Regions from separate parts of the Homo sapiens genome. Here region 2 is linked to region 1. Evidence: chromatin loops called from intact Hi-C (ENCODE). Cell type or tissue: B cell. All regions are shown on one strand. Links, peaks and the distances in the headings refer to the core of each region. The heading gives the core; the rest is flanking DNA.

Region 1 (9,848 bases), core at 5,744-8,243:
CTAGGCTCTGGCCACATACACCACTGCGTTTTGTTGTTGTGGGGACACTGGAGTACCCCTGGATTCCCCTCTCCCATCTCCTGAGACTGATCTCTGGAGTTAGGCTGTGGTGTCTTAACCTTGGCTGTACACTTCACTAGCAGTGGAGCAAGTGAATAGATACCAAGTCCTGTGAGCAGTGCTTGGCATATAGCAAGTACTTCTTAAATGTTAACTGTTGCTACTTTTAAATCTCTTACCTCTAGTAAGCCGTTCCAGATGCTTCCTGATGGAGATAAACACTGTTCTGTTTCTCTTTGGTCATTTCTCATAGCTTTCTGTGATTTTTCTCTTTATAATGGTGGATCTTGGAGACCTGAGGGTGGAAATATTTTTTGGACACTGCACTACCTCTAACACAGGGCCTAAATAGGCCCTCAGTGAATAACAAATGTAATTCTTACTCATTTAGAACATTGATGATGGCACCTCAGATCGCCCCTACAGCCATGCTCTGGTGGCTGGAATTGACCGCTACCCCCGCAAAGTGACAGCTGCCATGGGCAAGAAGAAGATCGCCAAGAGATCAAAGATAAAATCTTTTGTGAAAGTGTATAACTACAATCACCTAATGCCCACAAGGTGAGCATTTCAAGAACTAGAATTTAAATTTCTTCTCCCTGCTCTGTTGAATAATGAGACAGACCTTGCAGCCATTCCAACACCAGGAAGGGATATCATTTCCAAAATGTTCATCTTCAACTCATAAAGTGGCTATGGTTTCCAGTTTTGCCTTTGATCCATCTTTTAAGTGTTGGGTAAAGATTGTTTTCCATCCACAGTAAACACAGGCATGGGGTCTGATCTGCCCTCTTCCACTGTTCCACCCTCAAGGATAAATACAATAGGTTTCAAAAAGTCTGTGAGTGCGTGAAAGCAAGTCTTCCCCAATTAATTTTACTCACCTGTTGGGCCCTTTAGTCTGGGGACATACACTGTCTTAGTACAGTGTTTTGTTTTGTTTTGTTTTTTTTTGAGACGGAGTCGCCCAGGTTGGAGTGCAGTGGCGGGATCTCACACCATTCTTCTGCCTCAGCCTCCCGAGTAGCTGGGAGTACAGGCACCTGCCACCACACCTGGCTAATTTTTTTTTTTTTGTATTTTTAGTAGAGACGGGGTTTCACCATGTTAGCCAGGATGGTCTCGATCTCCTGACCTCGTGATCTGCCCACCTCAGCCTCCCAAAGTGCTGGGATTACAGGCGTGAGCCACCGTGCCCGGCCAGTACAAGTGTTTTTTAAGAAGTACAAGAGGCCGGGCACAATGGCTCACGCCTGTAATCCCATCACTTTGGGAGGCCAAGGCGGATGGATCACCTGAGGTCAGGAGTTTGAGACTAGCCTGACCAACATGGTGAAACCCTGTCTCTACTAAAAATACAAAATTAGCTGGGCATGGTAATCCTGTAATCCCAGCTATTTGGGAGGCTGAGGCAGAAGAATCGCTTGAACCCGGGAGGTGGAGGTTGCAGTGAGCCAAGATCACACCATTGTACTCCAGCCTGGGCAAGGAGAGCAAAGCTCCGTCTCAAAGAGGTGCAAGGCCGGGCACAGTGGCTCACGCCTACAATCCCAGCACTTTGGGAGGCCGAGGCGAGCGGATCACAGGGTCAGGAGATCGAGACCGCACTGGCTAACACGGTGAACCTGGGAGGTGGAGATTGCAGGGAGCCGAGATCACACCACTGCACCTCCAGCAAAAGAGGTGCGAGAATTGAGAAAGTCCTGAACAATAATTGCCAGAACCCAGCAGCATGCACCTTAAAGTTTGCTGCTGGTATTGCACATTTACTCTGGGTTGGCTGACCTAAAGGGGCAGAGAGAGGCCGGACACCATGGCTCACGCCTGTAATCCCAGCACTTTGGGAGGCCGAGGCAGGTGGATCGCTTGAGGTCAGGAGTTCGAGACCAACCTGGCCAACGTGATGAAATCTCATCTCTACTAAAAAAAATTAGCTGGGCATGGTGGCTGGCACATGTAATCCCAGCTATTCCGGAGGCTGAGGTGGGAGAATCGCTTGAGTTTGGGAGGTGGAGGCTACAGTGAGCTGAGATGGCACCACTGCACTCCAGCCTGGGTGACAGAGCGAGACTCCATCTCAAAAAATAAAAATAATAATAAAAGGGCAGAGAGAGCTGTTTCTTGGGTGCTGGGATGTGGTGGGGTTGAGGCAGCTAGTGTTTGGGCTGTCATGAGAGTGACTGCATTGGCAGAACTTGAACAATAAGGAAATGATTTCAAGTAGAAAGTTAGCTAACTGTCATGATGAAAGTCAAGAAGGCCTAATTTGGCCGGGCACAGTGGCTCAGGCTTGTAATCCCAGCACTTTGGGAGGCCGAGGCAAGCGGATCACGAGATCAGGAGATCGAGACCATCCTGGCTAACACAGTGAAACCCCGTCTCTACTGAAAGTACAAAAAATTAGCCAGGCATGGTGGCAGGCGCCTGTAGTAGTCCCAGCTACTCGCAAGGCTGAGGCAGGAGAAGGGCGTGAACCTAGGAGGCGGAGGTTGCAGTGAGCCGAGATTGCGCCACTGCACTCCAGCCTGGGCAACAGCGAGACTGTGTCTCAAAAAGTGGGGGAGGGCCTCATTTGATGATTCTTAGCTAGAAAAATAAAGTAGTTGTGGGAAATTGAGAATGAAACATTGAATTTTACATTTTATTGGCTTGAATCCAATAAATGTTAAAAGTGAATTTTCAGGCCGGATGCGGTGACTCACGCCTATAATCCCAGCATTTTGGGAGGCCAAGGCGGGCGGATCACGAGGTCAGGAGATCAAGACCGTCCTGGCTAACACTGTGAAACCCCGTCTCTACTAAAAAAATACAAAAAATTAGCCAGGCCTGATGGCGGGCACCTGTAGTCCCAGCTACTCGGGAGGCTGAGGCAGGAGAATGGCGTGAACCCGGGAGGCGGAACTTGCAATGAGCTGAGATCACACCACTGCAGTCCAGCCTGGACGAAAGATTCAGACTCCGTCTCAAAAAAAAAAAAGTGTGAATTTTCAGATAATGTCATCGGGACATGGCTTTTGATGGTTGCTTCTAAGGAGTCAGACCCTGATTCCCTAGTGTCCCACAAGGATTTGGGCTGTATAGGGGCCCCGGCAGTATGTGGGCTAATCCTGCCTCTCCACCTTTGTCCCCAGGTACTCTGTGGATATCCCCTTGGACAAAACTGTCGTCAATAAGGATGTCTTCAGAGATCCTGCTCTTAAACGCAAGGCCCGACGGGAGGCCAAGGTCAAGTTTGAAGAGAGGTAAGTAGGCTTTGGTAGTGAATGGTGGAGTATGGTTTCACTATTTCCATTCCTTTCCTCATTGGTGTCCTCTTTTTTTCCCTTCTAGATACAAGACAGGCAAGAACAAGTGGTTCTTCCAGAAACTGCGGTTTTAGATGCTTTGTTTTGATCATTAAAAATTATAAAGAAAAAAAGCCTGTGTCTGCATGCTGTATGTATTACCAGACTGTGAAAAGGAGAACATTATTGAATAGGAAACACTGGGTGGGCTGGGCACGGTGGCTCACGCCTGTAATCCCAGTACTTTGGGAGGCCAAGGCGAGCGGATCACCAGGTCAAGAGATGGCCAACATGGTGAAACCTTGTCTCTCCTAAAAAATACTAAGAATTATCTGGGCCTGGTGGTGCACGCCTGTAGTCCCAGCTACTCGGGAGGTTGAGGCAGGAGAATTGCTTGAACCCGGGAGGCGGAAGTTGCAGGGAGGGCTGAGATAGCACCACTGCACTGCAGTCTGACAACAGCAAGACTCCATCTCAAAAAAAAAAAAAAAAAAAGACGCTGGGTGATGGATGAGGGGCTGGGAAAATGTTAAATCTGCCTTAATGAGATTTATGCTGCCTCTGTCCTTAGCCTGATAATCCCTGTGAAGAATTGTGTAGCCTCCCTGGCTTCTACCCATTACATGCCAGGAGAACCTCTGCCACACACACTCTGCCCCTCCTTGTGACAACCAAAGGCCCCTGAGTGGTGGGGATCAGGTATTTTTGATTGAGAACCACTAACCTGAAATTCTCAAACCTTAGCACAGATAGAGGTCACCTGGATGGTTTGTTAAACCACGGATTGCTGAAATCCTGCCCTCAGACTGATCCAGTAGGTCTGAGTTTCTAGCAGGTTTTCAGGTGACACTGGTACTGGTGTAGGTGAGATGGGGACCACCCTGGAGACCTGCTCCTGGTGGTAACGACAGATGCCTTTGGTGAATCCCTGAGCCTAGAGCAGCTGTTTAATAGGACAAGGGAGTGCTCCTCAAATGGCCTGGCTGGCAGAGACTTGAAAGAAAGTGATCAAAGGAGCTTTGGGGCATTGGGTTGTGCCACTACTGTGTAGTGCAGGAGAGACATTTGGTTCTTAGGATCTGGCATTTTATCTCTCAATGGACTGTAACTAGTCATGTTTCATGAATGAAATAGGTGCTCCATCTGAATGGTTCTGTCGCTAGAGGGAACTAAGATTCAAACAGGCCAGTTTGCCAAGTCTGCTAGGTACCACACTTGCACTTGGGAACCAGAGGGGGCGGGGTGGCGGGAAGGGGCCAAAAGTAGGATTGGTGAGTAACTGGAAAAAACTTTGGGCTAGGTTACTAGGAAACTTTTTTTTTTTTTTTTTGAGACAGAGGCTTGCTCTGTTGCCCAGGCTGGAGTGCAGTGGCACGATCTCGGCTCACTGCAAGCTCCGCCTCCCGGGTTCACGCCATTCTCCTGCCTCAGCCTCCCGAGTAGCTGGGACTACAGGCGCCTGCCACCATGCCCGGCTAATATTTTTGTATTTCTAGTAGAGACGGGGTTTCACCGTGTTAGCCAGGATGGTCTGGATCTCCTGACCTTGTGATCGTTCTACCTCAGCCTCCCAAAGTGCTGGAATACAGGCGTGAGCCACCGCGCCCAGCCACTTTTTTTTAAGATGGAGTTTTGCTCTTTCACCCACCCAGTCCGGAGCGAGGTGGCACTATCGGCTCACTGCAACTTCTGCCCCGCCCCGGGGTTCAAGCGATTCTCCTGCCTCAGCCTCCCAAGTAGCTAGGACTACAGGAGTGTGCTACCACACCCAGCTAATTTTTGTATTTTTAGAAGAGATGGGGTTTCACTATGTTGGCCAGGATGGTCTTGAACTTCTGATCTCATGATCCACCCACCTTGGCGTCCCAAAGTGCTGGGATTACAGGTGTGAGCCACTGCACCCAGCCAGGAAACTTTTTAATTGAATCTTCACACACTTAAGTATTAAGGCATCTCTATTGAGACAGACTTCTATTAAGTAGCTTGCCTACTCAGGGTCACAGAAATGGGGCTGAATTTAAAACTTTTGAGGAAAAATACAGCAAATTTTTTTCCACTCTACCTCAAGGCCCAAGTGTAAATACTGTTCCTACCAGGTTTGGATCCATGCTTTGATTCCTAGCCCTGTGACCTTGGGCAAGTTTCTAATGCTCTGTGCCTCAATTTTCTCATCTGTAAAGTGAAGAAAATAGAACCAACTTCATGGCATTGTTTTGAAGAGTTAATTCATGTAAGGCACAAGCGTGTTGGGCAGACGATAGCTCTCCTTGCTGGCCACTGTTAACAGTTTTGTGAACTTTTTTCTTTTTTTTTTTTTTGAGCCAGAGTCTCGCTCTGTCACCCAGCTGGAGTGCAGTGGCACGATCTCGGCTCACTGCAAGCTCCGCCTCCCGGGTTCAAGCGATTCCCCCGTCTCAGCCTCCCGAGTAGCTGGGACTACAGGCGCATGCCACCACGCCCGGCTAATTTTTGTATTTTTAGTAGAGACAGGGTTTCCCCATGTTGGTCAGGCTGGTCTCAAACTCCTGACCTCAAGTGATTCACCGCCTCAGCCTCCCAAAGTGCTGGGATTACAGGCGTGAGCCACTGCACCCAGCCTTTTTTTTTTTTTTTTTTTTTTTTTTAAGAGACAAGATTCACTGTGTTGCCCAGGCTGGCCTCGAACTCCTGGGCTCAAGCAGTCCTCCTGCCTCAACCTGCTGGAACTATAGGCACATGTTACCAGTGGGCCCAGCTGCTGGGATTGGCACTTTTTTTTTTTTTTTAGTCAGAATCTCACTCTGTTGCCCAGGCTGGAGTGCAGTGGTGTGATCCGGCCCGGCTAATTTTTTGTATTTTAGTAGGGACAGGGTTTCACCATGGTGGCCAGGATGGTCTCGTGATCCACCCGCCTGGACCTCCCAAAGTGCTGGGATTACAAGGCATGAGCCACTGCGCCTGGCAGTTTTGTGAACTTGAACTGTGGACTTTATCTGTCCTGATTGTGTTTCTCATTCATTCAGCAATTATTATTTTTTGAGATGGAGTTTCGCTCTTGTCACTCAGGCTGGAGTGCAACAGCGCGATCTTGGCTCAATGCAACCTCTGCCTCCCAGGTTCCAGCTATTCTCCTGCCTCGGCCTCCCAAGTAGCTGGGATTACAGGAATACACCACCACACCCGGATAATTTTTGTATTTTTTTAGTAAAGACGGGGTTTCACCACGTTGGCCAGGCTGGTGTCTAACTTGGGATCTCAGGTGATCTGCCCACCTGGGCCTCCCAAAGTGCTGGGATTACAGGTGTGAGCCACCGCACCCGGCAGTTTTGTGAACTTGAACTATGGGCGTTATCTGTCCTGACTGTGTTTCTCATTCATTCAGCAATTATTGTTTTATTTATTTTTTGAGATGGAGTTTCACTCTTGTCACCCAGGCTGGAGTGCAATGGCACCATCTCAGCTCAATGCAACCTCTGCCTCCGGGTTCCAGCTATTCTCCTGCCTCGGCCTCCCAAGTAGCTGGGATTACAGGAATGCACCTCCACGCCCGGCTAATTTTTGTATTTTTTTAGTAAAGGTGGGGTTTCACCATGTTGGCCAGGCTGGTCTCTAACTCCTGACCTCAGGTGATCTGCCCGCCTGGGCCTCCCAGAATGCTGGGATTACAGGTGTGAGCCGCCGCACCCAGCTCATTCAGCAATTATTTTATCAATGTTCAATGTGCCCAGCATTATTCTAGGCTCTAGGGAAATAATCCATTGACAAAGCAGGGTCTACCAATGGGCTTGTCGGAGATTGCTGGGAATGGTTGATGGGGGCCAGTTTGCAGTTGGGGTGAGGTGGCTTTCCTTGAGGCAGCCTGGCTGAGTGAAGTCGACTTTGCTGACCAAGAAGGCTCCTCCCAGGGGTGGGGAAGCCTCGGCAGGGGGCGGCATGTGAGCGCCAGAAGGCAGGGATTTCACGGAAATGAAAGTGGAAGCAAACAGCCTGCGAGCAGAGCCTCCTGAGGTGTATTTCGGGTCTTGCTGGGGCTGAGAGAGACCACAGCCCTTTGGGGGGTACAAACAAGAGTTCAGTTGCTGTGAATTCTGCCACTGTGCCCAGCTCTGAAGCCTCAGCTCTTGCCAAACAGACCCGAGACCCATGTCAGCCCCACTGGATGCCGTAAGTGAGGAGGAGGGAGTTGGGAAGTGGGGAAACAGGAGTAATCCTCTTGGCTAGGAACCTGCAGATATCTCAGGGCCTGGCAGCCAAGCCTCACCCTGCCCATCTCAGACCTGCTGAAGGGCTGGGGAGAAACACAGGGCTGGGGTTGCCTCTGCAAGAGTTGGTTCCCTAACCTATTGCCTCAGACAGGAGGAGCTCATTAAATCCTGTGTGTGTACACTTCTCTGGAGAGAGAATCTGTAGTTTCCATCAGATACTCAGCGGGTTCTGTGACCCAAATAACAATTGTTCTAGGCCGGGCGTGGTGTCTCACGCCTGTCATCCTAGCACTTTGGGAGGCCTTGGCAATACAGTGAAAATCCGTCTCTACTAAAATACAAAAAATTAGCTGTGTGTGGTGGTGTGCGCCTGTAATCCCAGCTACTTGGGAGGCTGAGACAGGAGAATCACTTGAACCTGGGAGGCGGAGGTTGCAGTGAGCCGAGATTGCATCACTGCACTCCAGCCTGGGTGACACAGCGAGACTCTGTCTAAAAAAAAAAAAAAAAAAATTAAACTAAAGGAATTAGGCTGGGTGTGTTGGCTCACACCTGTAATCCCAGCCAGCACTTTGGGAGGCTGAGGCGTGTGGATCACTTGAGGTTAGGAGTTCGAGACCAGCCTGGCCAACATAGCAAAACCCCATCTCTACTAAAAACACAAAAATTAGCCAGGCATGGTGGCACACACCTGTAATCCCAGCTACTAGGGAGACTGAGGCGGGAGAATTGCTTGAACCTGGGAGGCAGAGGTTGCAGTGAGCCGAGATTGTACCACTATGCTCCACTCTGGGCAACAGAGGGAGACTGTCTCTCACACACACACACACACAAAATTTATATATATATATATATATATATATACTATAAGAATTATACTTTAAGAATCACACTAGGTAATCCATAGATTAACACGGTAAAAACTTATCCCACTGCTTAGCACCTACAGAGCATTCAATATGTGTTTCTTCTTAATATTATTATTGCCAACCTTTTCAGAACCCCAGTTCCCCAAGGACAATCCCTTTTTTTTTTTTTTTTTTGAGACGGAGTCTCACTCTGTCTCCTAGGCTGGAGTACAGTGGCATGATCTCGGCTCACTGCAACCTCTGCCTCCCGGGTTCAAGCGATTCTCCTGCCTCAGCCTCCCAAGTAACTGGGAGTACAGGCACGTTCCACCATGCCTGGCTAATTTTTTGTATTTTTAGTAGAAATGGAGTTTCACCGTGTTAGCCGGGATGGTCTTGATCTTCTGACCTCGTGATCTGCCCCCCTCAAGCTCCCAAAGTGCTGGGATTACAGGTGTAAGCCACCATGCCCGGACTTTTCTTTCCTTTTTTTTTTTTTTTTTTTTTTGAGATGGAGTTTCACTCTTGTTGCCCAGGCTGAAGTGCAATAGCATGATCTTGGCTCACTGCAACCTCTGCCTTCCAGATTCAAGTGATTCTCTTGCCTCAGCATCCCAAGTAGCTGGGATTATAGGCACACATGCCACCACGCCTGGCTCATTTTTTTTTTTTTTTTTTTTTTTTGAGATGGAGTCTCGCTCTGTCACCCAGGCTGGAGTGCAGTGGCAGGATCTCGGCTCACAGCAAGCTCCGCCCCATGGGTTCATGCCATTCTCTTGCTTCAGCCTCCCAAGTAGCTGGGACTACAGGCACCCGCCACCACGCCCAGCTAGTTTTTTGTATTTTTGGTAGAGATGGGGTTGCACTGTGTTAGGCAGGATGGTCTCGAACTCCTGACCTCGTGATCCGCCTGCCTCAGCCTCCCAAAGTGCTGGGATTACAGGCGTGAGCCACCGTGCCCAGCATGGCTAATTTTTTGTAGAGACAGGGTTTCAGCATGTTGGCCAGGCTGGTCTCGAACTCCTGACCTCACATGATCTGCCTCCCTTAGCCTCCCAAAATGCTGAGATTACAGGCTTGAGCCACAGCACCCGGCTTTATATACGTTAAATTGGGCCATCTTTTTCAAATAAAAATCCAGATTTTTTGTTTTTTGGAGACAAGATCTCACTGTTTTTTCCAGGCTGCAGTGCAGTGGCTGGATCATGGCTCACTGCAGCCACCTCCACCTCTAGGGATCAATAGATCCTTCCATCTCAGCCTCCCGAGTAGCTGGGACTACAGGCATGTGCCACCATGCCTGGCTAATTTTTAAATATTTTGTAGAGGTAGAGTTTTGTCCTGTTGCCCAGGCTGGTCTCAGACTCCTGGGCTCAAGCGATCTGCCTCCCTTGGCCTCCCAAAGTGCTGGGATTACAGGCATGTGCCACAACAACCTGCCCAGATTTTTTATTTCTATTAAAAATGGGAAG
Region 2 (12,674 bases), core at 5,615-8,114, 330 kb after region 1:
TGGCCACCACAGTAGCAACTGGACCAGAAGCAGGAAAAAGTTTGGAATTTTGAATGGAGGAAGAGTTGAGAACCTGTAGGCCAGGATGAGACGAGATTACCTGCTGGGCAGGTCTTTCATGGGCCTGAGGCTGCCGCAGTAACTGTGGACCAGGCTTCAAGGGAGCCTGAGGTTTCAAGGGAGCCTGATTTGTCAGAAAAGACCCAGGCTTCAAGGAAGTGTGATTTGCCGAAAGAGACCCAGGCTTCGAGGGAGACTGATTTGCCAAAAGATACCCAGGCTTCAAAGGAGCCTGATTTCTGAAAGAGACCCAGGCTTCAAGGGAGCCTGATTTACCAAGAGAGGTCCAGGCTTCAAGGGAGACTGACTTGTCAAAAGAGAACGAGAAGAGAGAGGTGGAAAAATAGGTTGAATATGGATAGGGTTGAGGGCCTCATAACTGGGCTGAACTGGTAGAAAGTTGAGAGCCCCACAGCGGGGCTGAACAGAGATAGGGTTGAGGGCCTCATTACCAGGCTGAATAGGCAAGAAGTTGAGAGCTCTACAGCAGGGCTGAACAGGGATAGGGTTCAGGGCCTCATTACCAGGCAGGGAATTGAGAGCCTCTTCACCGGGCTGTGTAGAAATTGGAGCCTCTGTACCAGGCTGCATGAAAACATAGTTTAGAGCCTCTTTTTCAGGCTGCATCATCTCATTTTCTATCTGCATAGCTGGAGAGTTGAGAGTTTGAGGAAAGGTAGGAGGGTACAGCTGTGATGGCTGTTGATAATATCTTTCAGCTGGATTTTGCTGGTTGGGGGAAATAAATTCATTCAGATCAGTTAAAAGTTCATCATAAAGCGATAACCGGGGCATGGTAGGCTCTGGCGTAGGTGGTGGCACCAAAGGAATATCAGAGTGGAGGTCCATCTGTAGAACTATGGCCTCAATCTGTGCAGTATCCTCAGGTGAAAAAGAACTAAGCACTTCCTCAGCCTCCTCAGAGGAAAGAGGGATCAGTCTCCATGTTGTCCTCCTGAGTCTGTAAAGAGTCTAGGACAGAGCGAACCGAAGCCCAGATTGACCAAATTGGGGGTGGAATAATATGCCCGCCTTTATGAGCAATTTTGAATGTCTGCCAATCTCATCCCAATCCTTAAGTTCTAAAGTTCCCTCAGTAGGAAACCAAGGGCAAAGAAGATCTACAACATCAAACAGTTCAATTAACTTATCAGTAGATACTTTTAACCACTCCTTCTTTAAGGAGAGTTTTTATAAAATTTAAATAAGCTGAGTACTTAGTACAGGCCTGTCCCTTGGTGTCCCCGGGATACTCTGAGTGCCCAAGCTTACCACCAAGCTTATTGACCTCAATCCTCAGGAATCTGTCATTGAAATCCTCTGCTGTGTTTCACGCTCAAAGTGCAACTTCACACAGCGAGAGAGAAATTCTCGTTGGGCGCCAGATGTAGGGTCCAACCCTACAGGGCCTTTGGGGTTTTCTCTTGTGTGTGGAGATGATAGATCATAGAAATAAAGACACAAAACAAAGAGATAGAATAAAAGACAGCTGGGCCCGGGTGAACACTACCACCAAGACGCGGAGACCGGTAGTGGCCCCGAATGCCTGGCTGTGCTGTTACTTATTGTATACAAGGCAAGGGGGCAGGGTAAGGAGTGCAGGTCATCTCCAATGATAGGTAAGGTCACGTGAGTCACGTGACCACTGGACAGGGGCCCTTCCCTATTTGGTAGCTGAGGTGGAGACAGAGAGGGGACAGCTTACGTCATTATTTCTTCTATGCATTTCTCGGAAAGATCAAAGACTTTAATACTTTCACTAATTCTGCTACCGCTGTCTAGAAGGCCAGGCTAGGTGCACAGAGTGGAACATGAAAATGAACAAGGAGCGTGACCACTGAAGCACAGCATCACAGGGAGACGTTTAGGCCTCCAGATGGCTGTGGGCATGGCTGCGGGTGGGCCTGACAAAGATCTTCCACAAGAGGTGGTGGAGCAGAGTCTTCTCTAACTCTCTCCCTTTCCTGGTCTGCTAAGTAACGGGTGCCTTCCCAGGCACTGGCGCTACCACTAGACCAGTCTGCTAAGTAACGGGTGCCTCCCCAGGCACTGGCGTTACCGCTAGACCAAGGAGCCCTCTAGTGGCCCTGTCCGGGCATGACAGAGGGCTCACACTCTTGTCTTCCGGTCACTTCTCACCGTGTCCTTTCAGCTCCTATCTCTGTATGGCCTAATTTTTTCTAGGTTATAATTGTAAAACAGATATTATTATAATATTGGAATAAAGAGTAAATCTACAAACTAATGATTAATATTCATATATGATCATATCTGTATTCTATTTCTAGTATAACTATTCTTATTCTATATATTTTATTATACTGGAACATCTTGTGCCTTCGGTCTCTTGCCTCAGCACCTGGGTAGCTTGCCGCCTGTAGGGTCCAGCCCTACAGGGTTTAGTGGGTGTTCTACCCATGTATGGAGATGAGAGATTATAAGAGATAAAGACACAAGACAAAGAGATAAAGAGAAAACAGCTGGGCCCAGGGGACCATTACCACCAAGACGCAGAGACCAGTAGGGGCCCGGAATGGCTGGGCTCGCTGATATTTATTACATACAAGACAAAGGGGGAAGAGTAAGGAGGGTGAGACGTCCAAGTGATTGATAAGCTCAAGCAAGTCACATGATCATGGGACAGGGGGCCCTTCCCTTTTAGGTAGCTGAAGCAGAGAGGAAAGGCAGCATACATCAGTGTTTTCTTCTAGGCACTTATAAGAAAGTTCAAAGATTTTAAGACTTTCACTATTTCTTCTACCACTATCTACTATGAACTTCAAAGAGGAACCAGGAGTACAGGAGGAACATGAAAGTGGACAAGGAGCATGACCACTGAAGCACAGCACCACGGGGAGGGGTTTAGGCCTCCAGATGACTGCAGGGCAGGCCTGGATAATATAAAGCCTCCCACAAGGAGGTGGTGAAGCAGAGTGTTTCCTGACTCCTCCAAGAACAGGGAGACTCCCTTTCTTGGTCTGCTAAGTAACGGGTGCCTTCCCAGGCACTGGCATTACTGCTTGGCCAAGGAGCCCTCAACCGGCCCTTATGTGGGCATGACAGAGGGCTCACCTCTTGCTTTCTAGGTCACTTCTCACAATGTCCCTTCAGTACATGATCCTACACCCATCAATTATTCCTAGGTTATATTAGTAATGCAACAAAGACTAATATTAAAAGCTAATGATTAATAATGTTTATACATTATTGATTGATAATTGTCCATGATCATCTCTATATCTAATTTGTATTGTAAGTATTCTTTATTCTAACTATTTTCTTTATTATACTGCTACAGTTTGTGCCTTCAGTCTCCTGTCTTGGCACCTGGGTAATCCTTCGTCCACAGCTGCCCAAATCTCCCCTCTTTTTATTGACTAGGATCATCATTGCCATCATTGCTTGTTGACTTTGGGCTTTTCATCGGACTCCCTGAAGACATCTGCATACTAAAAGCAGACAACATAAACACACCAATATCAGTAATGCTAGTGACAATAGTGAACCTCTAAGGGGTTTGATCCGTTTAAAAAGATTAAGATCGGATAATACTTTGGTGATTTCCTCAAAAATATGAGAGCCAGGAACGGTAGTTAAGTGAGCCTGTGAGGCCCCCAAAATTTGCTCTTTCAGTTTTGAAATATCTTAAGTTAGATTATCATCCCAGGCTTTGAATGTCTCATGACTTTTTCCCAGCTATGCTGATCTTTTTTATAAGCATAAGGCATTATGCAATAATCAGAATTATTCCAATCACATTGTAATTGCATACGGTGTTGCAAATTCATAACTCTATCTCCCAGCCATATCACACTCTGGTGGAGATCATTAATTTGATTAGCCAAATTTGATCAACTTGAGCCTGAGAATTCCAGAGTCTGGTGGAGTTTTTGTTTGTTTGTTTGTTTTTTTGCCACACTTCCACATATTGAGTGGTCTGAACAGAGTTGTGGATAGCAACTCCAGCTGCCATTGCTGTGGCAGTGACAGCAATTAATCCTGCAATGACTGCAATAAGAGTAAAGATGAATCTCTTCGTTCTCTTAAGGATTCCTTTAAGGATTTCATTGACTATATGAATAGAGGGAGAAGACTCCCAAGGGTGGTGTAAAGAAACGGTATCCTTACCCCCTCCCTAGCCCTTACCAGGAGAATACTTGTTATGGGATGAAATGTAACACGAATACATGTAAACAATTTGCAATCATCAAATTCTATGGTTTGGCTGTTGGGGGGTGATAATTATATTTCCGACTAATAGCATATAAGGGGATTTTACACAGCTCCTGCTAGGTATCACCTGTTCAGACATCAAGGTGACTTTGTATACGTCTGTCTTGGTATTAGTGGGAATGATCTGATAGGTTACATTCCATATCCTAATTCCAGTCATGGCAGCAGCCAATTTCCACAATTCAGGATGTTCTGGGGTAACAATAGGATGAATCACTTTTGGTCTAGGAGGAATGATCACTTTGTCCATCCATTTGAATGGGTAAGGAGACACCCATTCCCTCAGCCTGTAGGACTGCCATCCCTCCTCTACATAATCTATCAAATAGTTGAACTCAGAATATTTGGCATTTAGGCTGGAAAAATTTAGCCAATAATATCCTCTTGGAGCCCAGTCAATAACCACCTGTAATCAGGCCCTGTAACACTACTGCTTTTGGAGCATTACAATCATTCCATACAATAGTTTCAACTGTAAAAGGTTCCCTGGTAGGTTCACTTGAACAGTCTAGCAGTCCTTTTGTTGTATTATGTTTGGTAGTGACGGGAACTCTCCATTCCTCATGAGGATTAAGTTTAACAGTCATGATCTGAAAAGAATTACTACTAAACTCATTATGTACTTGATAAGAATCATTATTAGAGGACGGTACAGTCCATATCCAATTTTGATTAGAGAAAGCTAAGCAGCCAGGTGACATTCCTATGCACAATGGCGGGTATTTATATCCAATTGACAAATTAAACTGCATACCTTCTTCCTCTGGTTGAGCAGGAAACCTGTCATCGTTAGGGACTGGTATAAATGCACTACTATTAGTATATAGGCAGCATTTGCGAAGCTGTTGAATGACCTCATCATTTAGTATAGTTTGATTTGTAATTGCAGGCCATTGTCCCATTCCCAATAACTGGTCAGCTGTAATATTAACAGGAGGATTAGAGCCTTGATTAAGCTGAACTCGATCGTGGACAGCATCAACCCACCAAGTCCTGAATTATAAATATTGGGATTCAGATAATACTGATTTTGCTAGAATTCCCCAGTCATAAGGCACCAAACGTTTATCCTCTGCTAGAGCTTTTAATGTGGAATGCACAAAAGGGGAGATGGTGCTGTATTGTTTCACTGATTCTTTGAAATCTTTGAGGAATTTAAAAGAAAAACTTTCCCGTGTAGCAGGGAGTAACTGGACCTGGCCTGGATGAAAAGGATCTGGTTGGACTACTGCCTGGACTGCAGGTATACCTGGAGCTGGCTGCGCTACAGCAGCAAGCATTTATGGTATAGGTTGAGGAGCCTGATTATTTGCCTGAGGAGCCTGATTTTCAGGCTGCGGACCTTGGGGAGCCGTGTGATCAGCCACCTGCTGAGCAGGATCAGCGGGCTGTGGCTGATCCTGTGCCACAGCAACAGGAGCGGCAGGTATATGGGGATGTAGAATAAGAGGAAGTTGCTAGGCCTCAGGATGCCCATACTCCCTGGCTTGAGAAATGGCTCTCATAAGAGGAGTGTCATTTTCAGGAATGTATGTAACCTGTTGCTTATGAGCAGCCATGGTGGTGGCAACAGCAGTGGTAACCGGACCAGAAGCCAAAAAGAGATTCGAGTTTTGAATAGAGGAAGAATCAAGAACCTGTAAGCCAGGATGAGGTGCGATTACCTGCTGGGCAGGTCTTTTAGGGTTGAGAAATCAAGGCTGCTGCAGTAACTGCAGGACAGGCTTCGAGGGAGCCTGATGCACCAAAGGAGAAGCAGAAGTGAGAGATGGATAACCAGGCTGTGGAGGGATAGGGTTGAGGGCCTCATTGCCAGGCCAAACAGGCAGAAGGTTGAGAGCCCTACAGCAGGGCTGAACAGAGACACAGTTGAGAGCCTGTAGGGGCCAGCCCTACAGGGTCTGTGGGTTTTTCTCCCCGTGTGCGGAGACAAGAGATCATAGAAACAAAGACAAAAGACAAAGAGATAAAAGAAAAGACAGCTGGGGCTGGGGGACCACTACCACCAAGACGTGGAGACCAGTAGTGGCCCCAAATTCCAGGCTGCGCTGTTATTTATTGGATACAAGACAAGGGGGCAGGGTAAGGAGTGTTAGCCATCTCCAATGATAGGTAAGGTCACGTGGGTCATGCATCCACTGGAAAGGGAGCCTTTCCCTGTTTGGCAGCCGAGGCGGAGAGAGAGGAGAGACAGCTTACACCATTATTTCTGCATTTCAGAGACTTTTAATACTTTCAGTAATTCTGCTATTGCTATCTAGAAGGCAGAGCCAGGTGTACAGGATGGAACATGAAAGCAGACCAGGAGCATGACTACTGAAGCACAGCATCACAGGGAGACGGTCAGGCCTCTGGATAACTGCAGGCAGGCCTGACTTATGTCAGGCCCTCCATAAGAGATGGTGGAGTAGAGTCTTCTCTAAACTCCCCTGGGGAAAGGGAGACTCCCTTTCCTGGTCTGCTCAGTAGCAGGTGCTTTTCCTTGGCACTGACGCTACCACTAGACCATGGTCCGCTTGGTACGGGCATCTTCCCAGACGCTGGCATTACTGCTAGACCAAGGAGCCCTCTGGTGGCCCTGCCTGGGCATAACAAAAGGCTCACACTCTTGTCTTCTTGTCACTTCTCACCATGTCCCCTCAGCTCCTATCTCTGCATGGCCTGCCTTTTTCTAGGTTATGATTGTAGAGTGAGGATTATTATAATATTTGAATAAAGAGTAATTACTACAAACTAATGATTAATGGTATTTATATATAATCATATCTATGAGCTATATCAGTATAACTCTTGTTATTTTATATATTTTATTACACTGGAACAGCTCGTGCTCTCGGTCTCTTGCCTCGGCACCTGGGTGGCTTGCCACCCACATCTCCCCGCTTTTTATTAACTAGGATCACCATTGCCATCATTGCTTGTCGTTGACTTTGGACTTGTCTTCGGATTCCTTGCGGGATCTGCAGACTAAAAGTAGACAACATAAGCATACCAATATTAATAATGCCAGTGACAACAATGATCCTCTGAGGGGTTTGATCCATTTAAAGGGATTAAGATCAGATAATTCTTTAGCTATTCCTTCAAAAATGTCTGAGCCCAGAACAGTGGATAAATGAGCCTGTGAAGCCTCAAAAATTTGTTCTTTAAGTTTTGAAATATCCAAGGTTAAGTTATCATCCCAGGTTTTTAAATGTCTTGAGACCGATTCCCAGCTATGCTGATCTTTATTATAAGCATAAGGTGTTATACAGTAATCAGAAGTATTCCAATCACATTGTAATTGCATACGGTGTTCCAAATTCATAACTGTATCTCCCAGCCATATTACACTTTGGTGGAGATAATTAATTTGATTAGCTAACTTTTGATCAATTTGAGTCTGAGAATTCCAAAGTCTGGAGGAGTTTTTTTGCCATGCTTCAACATATTGAGTGGTTTGAACAGAACTGTGGATCTCAACTCCAGCGGTTGCCACTGTTGCAGAAACCGCAATTAGACCTGCAATGACTACAATAACAGTAAAAATAAATCACTTTGTTCTTTTCAGGATACCTTTAAGAACTTCATTGACTATGTGTATAGAGGGGGAAGACTCCCATGGATGATGTAAAGAAACTGGTATCCATACCCCCTCCCTAGCCCTTACGAATAGAATACTTGTTGTGGGATTAAAAGTAGCATCAATGCACATGAACAGCTTACAATTATCACATTCTATATTTTGTGTATTGGGAATGATAATTATATTTCCAACCAACAGCATGTAAGGGGGTTTGACACAGCTCCTGATACGTATCACCTGTTCAGACATCAAGGTGATGTTGAATGTGGGTGTTTTGATATTAGTGGGAGAGAGTTGATAGGTAGCACTCCATATCCTTATTCCTGTCATAGCTGCAGCTAATTTCCATAATTCAGGATGTTCTGGGGTAACAATGGGATGAATCATTTTTGGTCTAGAAGGAACAATGCCTGTGTTCATCCATTTGAATGGGTAAGGAGACACCCATTCTCTCAACCTGTAGGACTGCCATCCGTCCTCTAATATTGTAACAAATAATTGAACTCTGAGCATGTCGTATTCTGGCTGGAGCAATCCCGCCAATAATGGCATTACAATTATTCCATAAAATTGAATTCACCAGAAAAGGTCCCTTTGTAGATTCCTTTGGGCAGTCTGGCAGTCCTTTTGTTTTATTGCTGTTAGTAGTGACCAGAACCCACCATTCCTCTTGTGGATTAAGTTTAACAGAAGTTGAAAAGAATTGCTACTGAACACATTATGTACTTGATAAGAATCATTTGTAAAGGACGGTACTGTCCACATCCAATTCTGGTAAGAATAAACTAAACAGCCAGGCGACATCCCAGTGCATAGTGGTGGATATTTATAGCCAATTGACAGATTAAAGTGCATACCTTCTTATTCTGGTTGAGCTGGAAACCTATCATCATTAGGGACCGGCATGAATGCACTATTATTAGTGTAAACTTCTACTGAGGAGTCCATCCAGGAGACAGACTGAATTAAAGGGGGAAAAGAACACATGCCCAGTAGGTATAATTTTGAGTTGCCCAAACTGGTGGTATACTCACCACTGCACTGACTACCATAAAGGCAGCCAGAATTATATTACCTGTCGTTTTGGGGATTCATTTTTCTCTTAATGATTTTTCTGTTGATGGGATAAGACCTTTATTTGACCCCAAGTTGGTGGAGTTAAATGAGTGGTGTTGTAGGTCACACGGCGAGATTTTGTCTCAATGTCGAGGTCATGAAGTTTATGTGTCAGGCGGTGATACTTGCTCTTTGGTTTCAGAGGGGTCTTTGCCTTTTGTTTCTGGGAGTGTTTCTTCTTGGGAGTTATGGTGCAATTTCAGTTGTCGGGAGGGAACCCACACAGGTTGTTGTCCTTTTCCTGGGGAAACACAAGCAAAACCCCTACCCCATGTTACGACAGTGCCTAATTCCCATTTGTTAGTTTTTGCATCCTTCCACCATACGTGCATTCCTTTTTGTGGATCAAATTTATTTCCAGTGAAATGTTGTTCTGCTGTTGTAAAAAGTTGATTTCTTAGTAGGTTTAAGAAATTTCAGTATAAAAGCAGCCAGATTTAACTAACTGAGCATAAGGGGTAGCAGCATCCCTCTGTTTTAGTGTCCTGTTTCCGAAGTTGCTCTTTGAGTGTTTTATTGGCTCGTTCCACCAAGGTCTGTCCTTGAGAGTTATAGGGGATGCCAGTTGTGTGAGTAATTGCCCATGTCTGAGTGAACTTTTTAAAAGCAGCACTAGTGTAGCTGGGGCTGTTGTCAGTTTTTAGTTTCTTGGGACAGCCCATAACCGAGAAACATGAAAGTATGTGTCATTTAACATGAGCCATACTTTCCCCCTGTTTGACAAGTGGCCCAGACAAAATGAGAAAAAGCATCAATAGTTACATGTATAAAAGACAGCTTGCCAAAAGCAGCATAATGAGTCATATCCATTTGCCAGAGAGCATTCTGTGAAAGTCCTCTAGTGTTAACTTCTGAAGAAAGTGGATGTAAAATTAACACTTGACAAGTAGGACAGTGACATACAATGGTTTTAGCTTGTTTCCATGTGAGGGGGAACTTTTTTCAGAGTCCCACAGCATTGACATGAGTTAAAGTATGAAAATTTTCTGCATATGTAAAAACGGGAGCAAGTAATGTATCAGCTCTGGCATTTGCTGCCAAGAGAGGTCTGGGGAGGGTTGTGTGACCCCGAATATGAGTAATGTAGGAAGGAGAAGACCTTGATCTGAGTATGGACTGAAACCTTTGGAAAAGAAAAAGTAGGTTGTCATCAGGCAGAAATTTGATTCAGGCAGTTTCAATGTTGTGAGCAACATGTACTACATACGCCGAATCAGAAACAATGTTAACTGCTTCAGGGAAATATTCAAGAACAGCCATGATACCAAACAGCTCAGCTCACTGTGCTGAAATAGCTCCTGTGTTAAGAACATGTTCTCTTGGACCCATATATGCTGCTCGGCCATTACAGGAAGCATCAGTAAAAACAGTGGCAGCTTCAGCTAATGGGGTGTTTCTAGTAATGTTAGGCAAAATCCAAGGAGTTTAAGGAACTGAAATAATTTTACATTAGGATAGTGATTATCAGTTATACCCGGGAAACCTGCCAAATGTACTTGCCAAGAGATGCAGGTTGCAAAAGCCTGTTGGACTTGTAATCGGGTGAGGGGAACAATGATTTTTTTGGGCTCTGTACCCAAAAGATGAAGGAGACGAGAACGAGCCTGACCAATTAAGATAGAAATTTGATCTAAGTAAATAGTAAGTGTCCGTAAAGAGCTGTGTGGAAGAAAACACCATTCAATTAAATTATGTCCCTGAATAATGAGTCCTGTTGGTGAATGTTCAGTAGGAAAAATTAGTATTTCAAAAAGTAAATGTGGATTCACTCTGGTAACCTGAGACTGTTCAATGCGTTTTTCTATAAGTTGTAATTCAGAATCCACCTCAGGAGTCAGAGACCTTTTGCTGTGTAAATCAGGATTGCCCCGTAACGTTGCAAAAAGATTAGACATAGCATATGTAGGAATGCCTAAGGAGGGATGAATCCAATTAATATCTCCAAGTAATTTTTGGAAATCATTTAGAGTTTTTAAAGAATCTCATCTGAATTGAACTTTTTTGGGCTTAATAACCTTGTCCTCTAGCTGCATTCCTAAATAGTGATAAGGGGAAGAAGTCTGAATTTTTTCTGGAGCGATAACCAAACCAGCTGCTGCAACTGCTTGTTGTACTGCAGAGAAACAAGATATTAATACAGAGCGTGAAGGTGCTGCACAAAGAATATCATCCATGTAATGAATGACATAACATTGGGGAAACTGATCTCTTACTGGCTTTAGTATGGTCCCCACATAATATTGACAAATAGTAGAGTTATTAAGCATACCTTGAGGTAGGACTTTCCAATGGTAATGTGCTGCAGGAGGGATGTTGTTAAGGGTTGGAACTGTGAAAGCAAATTTTTCAAAGTCCTGAGGGGCCAGAGGAATGTAAAACAAGCAATCTTTAAGGTCAATGATGATAAGTGGCCAATACTTGGGAATCATAGTGGGGGAGGGCAAACCAGGCTGTAATGTCCCCATAGGTTGAAGGACAGCATTTGCTGCCCTAAGATCAGTAAGCATTCTCCACTTACCAGACCTCTTTTGGATAACAAAGGCAGGTGAATTCCAGGGAGAAAAAGAGGGTTTGACCCAATTTTAACTGTTCAAGAACCAAAATATGAAGTGCCTCCAGCTTATTTTTTGGGAGCAGCCACTGATCTACCCAAACCAGTTTCTGAGTTTTCCAAGTCAAAGGGATGGGATCTGGAGACTTGATAGTGACCACTTCTAAAAAGAATAACCAAGTCCTGTAGAATCTGGTTTATGGGTAGGTATAATAGGCTCGGTGATGCCTTGTGCTGATTTTCCCAAGCCCATATCTTGAACAAATCCCATTTTTGTCATAATGTCTTTACTTTGCTGGCTGTAACTGCCTTGTGGAAAAGAAATCTATGTCCCCCATTGATATAAAAGATCTTTTCCCCACAGGTTAACAGGAATGGGTGTAATGAGGGGGCAGATAGTTCCCATTTGTCCTTCAGGGCCCATGCAATGTAAAATTGTGGAGCTTGCATATACTTCTGAAGCGTCACCAACACCAACTAATGCTGTGGACATATGCTCCTTTAGCCAGTGTTGGGGCCATTGATGTAAAGCAATAATAGAAACATCAGCACCCGTATCAATCATTCCCTCAAACTTCCTCCCTTGAATATGCACAGAGCACACAGGATGAGTGTCAGAAATTTTGCTGGCCCAATAAGCCACTTTGCCTTGATAATCTGTGCTACCAAAATCTCTGTTTCTCATACAAGAACTGGATCCTAAAGGAATGTAAGGGAGTATCAGAAGTTGAGCAATGCCGTCCCCAGCTGCCACATTCCAAGGGACTGCAGAGCTAATGACAATATGAATTTCACCTGAATAGTCAGAATCAATTACACCAGTATGTACTTGAGCACCTTTTAAATTTAGACTTGAATGACCAAGTAGCAAACTGACACTGCCAGTCAGTAAGGGACCAAAAACACCTCTAGGAACAGCAATAGGCAGCTATCCAAGCAACAGAGAAATGTCTCTGGTACAAGAGAGATCTATTGCTGCTGAGCCTGCAGTGGCAGGAGACAAACACTGTACTGAGATTCCTGCTGGGGCTGGGCCATTAGATCCTGTGGCACAAATTGCTGAAGTGGGAATTGGGGTGGAGGTTGAATCGATTGGACTGGGAAGGCACCCATCTGGCTGGATGCCAGGGGCTGGGAGTTGAGGAATGC

The links. Peaks named below come from ENCODE experiments on the same cell type or tissue, not always from the same donor. Only the 100,000 strongest peaks of a DNase experiment are listed, where the experiment ranks them.
Region 2: it touches region 1 in a loop (21-fold over the local background); 11 of 110 quality-filtered maps call a loop at or near these places.

What each region holds. Positions count from the first base shown.
Region 1 is chr17:42,999,482-43,009,329 of GRCh38, forward strand. It overlaps IFI35 (interferon induced protein 35), which reads left to right and starts at 7,303. Exons shown (of 7, transcript NM_001330230.2): 1 at 7,303-7,487. The coding sequence starts at 7,467. It overlaps RPL27 (ribosomal protein L27), which reads left to right. Exons shown (of 5, transcript NM_000988.5): 3 at 452-621; 4 at 3,192-3,302; 5 at 3,391-3,478. The coding sequence ends at 3,439. LOC124904006 (a long non-coding RNA gene) reads right to left here and starts at 452. Exons shown (of 2, transcript XR_007065759.1): 1 at 240-452. RefSeq lists an enhancer at 7,163-7,472. In B cell, for the core only: a CTCF peak has its summit at 7,239 (motif pointing right); a DNase peak (open chromatin) is centred at 7,280; H3K4me3 peaks cover 745 bases; H3K27ac peaks cover 1,128 bases.
Region 2 is chr17:43,332,245-43,344,918 of GRCh38, forward strand. No RefSeq gene overlaps it. Among named protein-coding and RNA genes, the nearest start is that of LINC00910, 50 kb to the right of the region's middle. RefSeq lists a silencer at 6,815-6,864. In B cell, for the core only: CTCF peaks have their summits at 6,889 (motif pointing left) and 7,094; a DNase peak (open chromatin) is centred at 6,837.